2 separate regions of the Homo sapiens genome follow, and region 1 is linked to region 2. Evidence: chromatin contacts called from ENCODE Hi-C data. All regions are on one chromosome and are shown on one strand. Each heading gives the region's core, a stretch centred on a gene start or an enhancer-like site at or near the end of the contact. The rest is flanking DNA. Distances are from core to core; before and after follow the strand shown. Region 1 has its middle 180 kb from the start of INHBA. Region 2 has its middle 54 kb from the start of C7orf25.

Evidence for each region. A loop is a pair of places that touch in the nucleus more often than their neighbours do. Pooled maps may share reads with other maps.
Region 1: a loop to region 2 is called in a pooled map, with 5 times the contacts of the local background. The contact joins two enhancer-like sites. A Hi-C loop is called at or near these places in 15 of 37 single-sample maps with no recorded cell type and 13 of 50 pooled maps.

What each region holds. Positions count from the first base shown.
Region 1 is chr7:41,878,888-41,883,221 of GRCh38, reverse strand. No RefSeq gene overlaps it. Among named protein-coding and RNA genes, the nearest start is that of INHBA, 180 kb to the right of the region's middle. RefSeq lists an enhancer at 1,234-1,783. Within about 2 kb of position 1,486, at least 12 of the 41 ENCODE cell types and tissues checked have a DNase peak (open chromatin) inside an H3K27ac peak, as active enhancers do.
Region 2 is chr7:42,855,928-42,859,944 of GRCh38, reverse strand. No RefSeq gene overlaps it. Among named protein-coding and RNA genes, the nearest start is that of C7orf25, 54 kb to the left of the region's middle. Within about 2 kb of position 2,709, at least 5 of the 41 ENCODE cell types and tissues checked have a DNase peak (open chromatin) inside an H3K27ac peak, as active enhancers do.

The DNA.
Region 1 (4,334 bases), core at 237-2,736, 980 kb after region 2:
AACGTTCTGACTCCACATATGGTATTTTGGGTTTACAAATCCTTCATAAACTTTTTCCATTCCTATCAGCAGTTTTATTCATTATGGGACATCCAGCAACTCTCCTTTCGGGATTATTTGAGAAGCAGTAAAGGCTTCCTGTGAAAGGAGCACGTTAGCTGTAAGATTTGTGCAAAGATCGAGTGCCTGGCGGGGAGTAATCCCTAGACTGCGGATCTCAAATGTTTGGTGGGGTTTCCCCTACTGCTGGCTTTCATGTTCTCAGGGCATCATTACTGCGGTGGTGCAGCCGTAATGATGGGAAAGTGCCTGCTTTCTCTTTTCCCCCAGGGCCCCAGGGTCATATCTATGGGCTGGCAGACATGTTTTCTCCTTTCTCTTTCCTGTTTGCATTCACCTTGTGATTTTACTGATTTGGGGGTTCAGAGTGGGAAATCAGGCCAAAAATATATACATTCGAGATTTAAAAACTGAGTTATATCCAGCTTCCCCTTGCAATTTGAAATTATACTCCTCTTTCCATCTCTGTGTAAGTATGGGTTTTGACCAGTTTACGGAAAAAGTATATATTGGATCAAAAAGAGGCAATAGTTGGGTGTGACCTGGGAGCCAAAGTATCTAGACACATCTTAATGGGTGGCCTCATTCGTAAGAACAAAGAGAAAGATCCCTTGCTGACTGAGTAGAGGAGAAACAGACATCCTCTGGAGCTGAGGCTGGCAGGGGACGCTACAGCGAGCCGGCCAGTATGAGTTCACAGCCCAGGTCACACACCCTCCCCTCTGCTTGGCAGCAAGCACTATGCCTGGCACAAGTTATTAAGTGTTGTTCAATGTTTTGGATAAATTAAGAGGGGCAAGTGCCAGACTAGATGGTGCCACATTTTTAACTCTGTCCTCTTCCAAACTGTAATCATCTTGGTTCCACCTGCTAATTACCATTCGAATGTATCCCTTCCACTACAATGGCATTGCCTCGCCTCTGATCCTTGGCTTCTACAGCTATTTACTATTACTCCAGATTGGGGTCCTCAGCTGCAGTCAGACCACCAGATAGATCTGTGAGTCCTCAGAGAAAGATCTACCTGTTAGCTAATAAACTAATAAACTTCAGCTCAGGGCCTCACTTGCACGGTCCCTTACAAGAGCTGGGGGAAGACCTTGCAATGTGTTCACATGGTCATATATTTTTGTAAAATGTATTAAAAGTGAGCTATATTTAGCCATAATTGGTTAAGACTGCTTCCCCTTTCTGTTTCGACTTCCCCTCTGTGCACCTACTGTTAGGGTGTCAGCGTCGTCACCAGCACTTTGGGGCCCCAGCTAAAAGGAAGTTGAGTTGCGAATATATTTAGTTTGGGTTCAGTAGGGGATATTTTTGTGGTTGGTAGTTGTTTCTGAATGCAGTTAAGTTATTACTAGTCATCCTGGTGTAGGAACGGCTTCTAGGAATACTCCTACGGCCCCCTGCACTGACGCACCCAGCCTCGTGACAGGAAGTGGAGGGTCAAACGTCATCTGGTGATATGAATTTGTCCTGCAGCATCTGACACCAGACGTTTATGCAGAATCAAGGAGAAGCAAAGTTTGAAATATACAAAGCAGGAAGCTGGTCTCTGGAAAATTCTTCCAAAGTCAGATATGTAAAATCGTAAGCAGAGGACTTTGTTTTCAATGACAGCTAGTCAAAACAGAAGTTGTCTCCTTTCAGGAATATAGCACGCCATGCTGTGTATACAATTATACAGGCCTCATACATTTTCCTTTCCTCCTTGATGAGAATTCTGCAAAAGAGATTTATTGGAATTCTCATGTTTTAACCTATGGTTGTGGTATTTATCATCATTCTAAAGTTCTATTTTTTTTGAGGTTTATCTTCTCATTCTAAATAACTGTTCAGTTTTATACCTAATTATATATTCTTGGTTTTGAATTTTTTTGCTTAAGAAGGGCTCCTCAAATTGTATAACATCAGGTTCCAGAAGATCTGTGTAAGCCACTGACTGTCCCTGGGGTTGTAGTCAGCCTGGTCTTCTCTTTTTTCTAAATTGAGACGGAGTTTCACTCTTGTTGCCCAGGCTAGAGTGCAGTGGCTCTATCTCGGCTCACTGCAACATCTGCCTCCCAGGTTCAAGTGATTCTCCTGCCTCAGCTTTCCAGATAGCTGGGATTACAGGCATCCACCATCACACCCGCTAATTTTTTGTATTTTTAGTAGAGACAGGGTTTCACCATGTTGGCCAGGCTGGTCTCAAACTCCTGACCTCAGGTGATCCACCTGCCTTGGCCTTCCAAAGTGCTGGGATTACAGGCATGAACCATTACGCCTGGCCAGGCTGGTCTTCTTAAAGCAGAAGGCTAGTAGGTGACGGCCCCCTAATTGGAATACTTTGACAACCTTTATCCTTCATAAACTGACATCCACTGCCCTCCTCCTACCTTTCTCATGCTATAGACCAGCCATGTGCACACTGACAGCTCCTGGGACACACAGCTTCATTGTTCGCCCCTCACCTCCTTTGACCATGTGGATCCCTGTAATCCCAATGACTACTTCAGTATTTGTTAGATAATCTTCTGTTTGTCTTTCAAAATACAGCAAAGGCAGAAAATAATGCAGGTGAGGTGAAAACCTGCCAGCATTAGAGTTGGCATAGGGTAGACTGCAGGGCCATGAGTGTTCACAGCTGGCCTCCTTGAGCCAGCCTTTGTAGGCTTATAGGGCCTGGAGCTCAACCATCAGTGGGAAATCTGGCATATACCCCTGGTGCCTGGCCCCTTTCTTGACAAAGAGTGAGTGCCAAATCCGTGTTGTGAAAGGCATCCATGAGACATCCCACTGTGGGTCCACCACCTAAAGCTCTGCAGCAGGAAGGATGTTGGTCTGGACTCTGTCCAGGCCTCTGGACTTTGCTTTTCCCTTCCCCCGACCTTCTGGTTTCTCCCCAGTCTATGTCACACGGTGCTCTGCAGTGTCTGTCTGGTCTGGTTATGGAATATCTCCAGCCACCTCCATTCTCATGCCTGCAATTCCTGACATTCCTGCTTTGCCCCATCTTTCAAGGCCAGAGCTCTGGGAATACCCTGGAGAGAACCATTTGTTTCTCCTTCATTCTTCATTTATCAAAATTTTCTCATTATCTTTCTCATTCTTAATTAGTGTCTGCCAAAGGAAAGGTGTCTGTAAATAGACTTCATCTTATATTTGTGACTAAAGGGTCCAAATCACATGTGGAAAAACAGAGCAGTAACTGGAGTTGTAGATATTCTTTGATTACATATCTAGTATTATTGGCAGGGACATTTATGACAATAAAGAAAAGGCCAGTTATTGTTGACAATATTTACTGAAAGCCATTTCAAGCAAGCACCTTTTCATTATTTAATATGTGCTTTATTAAATCACAAGACTGTTATACTAAATTAAGTCAGAGTTTTATTAAAATTTATAGATGATTGTCCCCTCTTTATTTCCCTTCCCATCATCTTCTCTGTGTCAGCGTATCGTAGTCTTTCGTTTCAGTTTAGGGATTTACATGTAAGGAAGATTGTGCCAAGTTACAGTCCTCCCTTGCCTCCCTTAGAATGCACATTATGTATCAAGAAAAGATATAAGGAGACTCTGGGAAACGTCCAGGCCAAAGAAAGCAAACGTTAAATCTATCATTCTCAAAGCATGCCCTTGGCCAACTTCACAGAGCTCTCCTGTGATTAGCTTTTTGGGGAATCATGAAAACAGTTTCCTTTGCATCCCCAAAGTTATGAACTTTATTTCTTCTTCCACATATCCAACTGGCCAGTGTGAAAGTCCACCAGTTTCTCTGGCTGGAGAGGGATACAAATGCGGCTCCACTCCTGAATCCCAGAAGCTGCAAATCTGCAGAGATAAATCAGCTCTTCACATTTGCCATCTCTAGGGTGAGCAAGGGGAGGGGTCCTCAGGACAGAAAGTGTATGTACCTTTTCTCAAAGCAGAAGCTCACCATTGTCCTGTTAACTTGACCGCAAGGAGTGACTCAGGCAGGACAGCCCATCTCCCAGCCTTTCCTCTCCAGGTCCAGAACTTTACAGATGAGATCAGCTTGAAAGTTCCTTTATCTGAAGTGTACTGTACTCAGTGGGGGCTGAGAAGTCCCCGAGGACTCCAGAGCTTCCTTTAATTGCCTACCAGATGAAGGGGGCTTTGGTGACACTTGAAGACTGGCATCAGATAGATGATAATTTCCCAGATATAATTTCATCCAGCTGGACTTGATACCAAATGCCAAATACCAGAGAATCATAATAAACCAGACAGTCTTCATGAGTGAGACACTTTCAAGGACGTTCACTGTT
Region 2 (4,017 bases), core at 1,460-3,959:
AAGAAGACATTTATGCAGCCAACAAACATATGAAAAAAAGTTCATCATCACTGGCCATTAGAGAAATGCGAATCAAAACCACAATGAGATACCATCTCACACCAGTTAGAATGGTGATCATTAAAAATTCAGGAAACAACAGATGCTGGAGAGCATGTGGAGAAATAGGAATGCTTTTACACTGTTGGTGGGAGTGTAAATTAGTTCAACCATTGGGGAAGACAGTGTGGTGATTCCTCAAGGATCTAGAACTAGAGATACCATTTGACCCAGCAATCCCATTACTGGGTATATACCCAAAGGATTATAAATCATGCTACTATAAATGCACATGCACACGTATGTTTATTGTAGCACTATTCACAATAGCAAAGACTTGGAACCAACCCAAATGCCCATCAATGTTAGACTGGATAAAGGAAATGTGGCACATATACACCATGTAATACTATGCAGCCATGAAAAAGAATGAGTTCATGTCCCTTGTAGGGACATGGATGAAGCTGGAAACCATCATTCTCAGCAAACTAACACAGGAACAGAAAACCAAACACTGCATGTTCTTACTCATAAGTGGGAGGTGAACAATGAGGACACATGGGAACAGGGAGGGGAACACCACACACGGGGGCCTTTCAGGGGGTGGGAGGCAAAGGGAGGGAAAGCGTTAGGAGAAATACCTAATGTGGATGATGGGTTGATGGGTGCAGCAAACCACCATGGCACATGTACACCTATGTAACCTGCACATTCTGCACATGTATCCCAGATCTTAAAGTATAATAATAATAATAATAATATAATATAATAATAATAACAGAAACAAAACTGATTCTGAGCGTTTATAAAATCTATACAACATTGAAAACTGGACATGGACCCTTTTGATTTTTAATCTTTGTTAACAGCCATCAGACCACAGTTTCAATTTAGCTAAAGTTTTGGAAGTTAAAAAAAATTATTTGTAAATGACACCGACAAAATTAATCTCATTCAAAATAAAAACCACTGCTGTGATTCTGCAGGCTTTCCAGTGTTTCCCTGGAGTGGGTGCTTGGGAGGAACTGGCAGGCAGAGGGGGACAGAATTGTCATAACTGTCCATTTAGCTCTACTTCCTGCTAAGTTTCCTACTTTTGCCTTCTGCATATTTTAAACATGAATAAGAGGTGTTGGATATGAGCAGTCTGCACAGGTCATCTCAGGAAGCTGCAGTCTAGATCTATGGCCCAAAGGCCTGAAGCCAGGCCCAGAAATGAGAATCACATGTGATACCAAAATAGGTTCAGGATAGACTATTGATAAACTTATGGTCAGACCAGGGACTGAGAGCTGATTGTTGAATAGAAGCATCTGATTTTATGTGTGTATTGCAAAGGAATATTTGTTATGCAATTTAATATTGATTGCCATAAATTATTATAAGAAACAGCATTATTAACACATACCCCAATAATTTAAAATTACATGTGATTCTAAAATGCTCATCTAGAGTTCACTGCACTGTTGATGCAGGAAAATAGGTTTGCAAAGCAAATTAATAATTTGAAGAGAAAGAAAACTAACATTTAGAATGTGCTGGGTATGGTGCCAGATCCATTTCTGTCGTTTATCTAATTTAATTCTGACAAAAGCTCTGTGAAGTGCTATTCTTATTCTTTTTTTTGTTTTCTTTCTACAGATTAGGAAAGGATGCTCATAAGGTAAATAACTTGCCCAAGTTAGTAGTGAGTGGAACCTGAAGCCCAGGTCTTCTAAGTCTAAAGCCCAAGACTAATATTTTTAAGAATGAATGGTAACAACCTGTTTTCAAACACCTGAGAAACTGCTTTAACAGTGGTCTCTACCTGACAACACAGGAAGTGTTCATTATAATATTTTAAAATATGGTTCATTTAAACCTAAAATGTGTGGCAGCCAAAAGTGGACTAGTTTGTAAAAGCATTGTATTTTAAAAGAACTCTACCATAAAATCATTTACTCTGAAAATTTCAGCTTCACTAAAGAGTTCACCGTGACTAAGTAGTTTAACAAATTCAAATTCGAGTTTAGGAGTAACTCAGTTCAAGGGCAGGGCTGGCACCATTAAAGATCCGGAATGTAGGAGACAGGGATTGCTCCAGGGGTTGGTAATTCATACTGCTTTTTATTCATAATGCCTGTGACTTAAGTCAGCCCAGGCAATCATTAATCATCCACTTTTCCCTCTACCTTTCTTTAGCGGGGCGTGGGGGAACCACCTTCAAATTTATCCTGTCTGGGAGGATGTGGCCAGAAGGCAGAAGTGTGAGAGAGAAATTGTGTCTTCTGAGCTCTCCATTCTCATCTCTTTCTGAAATTGGGTGTTTCTTTCTTTTCTCTTCTTTTCTTTTCCTTTCTTTTCTTTTCTTTTCTTTTTTTTTTTTGAGACGGAATCTCGCTCTGTCGCCCAGGCTGGAGTGCAGTGGCGCGATCTCGGCTCCCGGCAACCTCTGCTCCCGGGTTCAAGCAATTCTCCTGTCCCAGCCTCCCGGAAATTGGGTTATTTCTTTCCTCGTTAATGATTTCTCCAGCCGCAGTACCATTTCTGAGGGCGTCCAGTGATCTCGACCGTCCCCAGCACTTCTCACCTGCAGCAGCTGTGCCGCCCTCCTGAGAACACTGCGTGTCGCCCCGTGTACCCCTCTCTCACTGCAGCCAGAGGGCCCCTTCCTGGGTCCTGGTTAGATCACATAGCATCCGTAGCCGAGTGGCCCCACGGCCCGGGCTCCAGGCACGCTGCACTTCAAGAAGCACAGTCCAAGGGGCAAAAATTATGACTCCAAAAATTACGGAGGGGAATTCCATTCATCAACCCAGTCAGCCTTTCGAGTATCTATTACTTTCCCCATTCTTTCTCGCGCGCACGCGCACACACCGCAGAGTCTTTGCTGCTCCAAGCGCCACCTCCTCCTCCTCTCTCCCAGTTTTTTCCAAGCGGCTCTCACTTCCATCACCGCATCCTACTTTCTCTCTTAGTCTACGTATTTTACTCTATCCTCCACGTGCTTTTCCTCTTCTTCATGCCGACCCTCAGGAACTGGTCTTGCAGGTGGGGACGTTGGATAAGGGCTTAGAATGAGGAGCAGAGGCTGATTTTCTTAGGCAGGCAAGGGTCGGGCTGCCTCGGAACATTCCCAGAGTAATGAGTTTTATTAACAATGGCCTGCAGGCAAAGCCCTCGGCCTTCCCTAGCTCAGCTCCCCGGCTCCGGGGGCTGTTCCAGGCGGCGCGCTGGGTTGAGGTGGAGTGCGCCTCCCGCACGCAGGTCTCACTGTGCAGCTCCACTCGCCCTACCTCCGCGCAGGGCCAAGCCTTTTCTAGCATAAATTGCATTGCGTGGCATTTCTCCTCTAGTTTGGTTTGTGCGGGAAAATCTGTGCTTTGAAATGCAATGATCAAACTCAGCCTATTTCCAATATCCAGAGTGTCAGTGCCTCAAAATAATAGCCAACGCGTAAGTCTTTATTCAATTTATTTTTTCTGATTGGAAAAGCTTAAAAATGAAAGCTCCACAGAAACATGTAAGATAGGACCATGAAAGGTCTCCCATTCAAGGGATTTTTTGGTCCACTTTTTGGTTATACAGTCCTGGAGATATTTTCAGTACATACACTATATTATTACTATAAAAGAGGGAAATACTATAGATACCACTTGGAAATTTGCTTCTTTACTCAGTTACAATGCTTCTATCTTGGACATTAATAATGTCAGTTCCAAAAACCAGTCTTCAAGCATCCCAGGGCAAAGGGCCAGTTTCTTCACATGATTATTTTTTTTTTTGTGTGATGGCGTCTCACTCTGTTGCCCAGGCTGGAGTGCAGTGGTGCGATCTTGGCTCACTGCAACCTCCACCTCCTGGGTTCAAGCGATTCTCCTGCCTCAGCCTCCTGAGTAGTTGGAACTACAAGCGCATGCCACCATGCTTGGCTAATTTTTGTATTTTTAGTAGAGATGGGGTTTCACCATGTTAGTCAGGCTGTTCTTGACCTCCTGA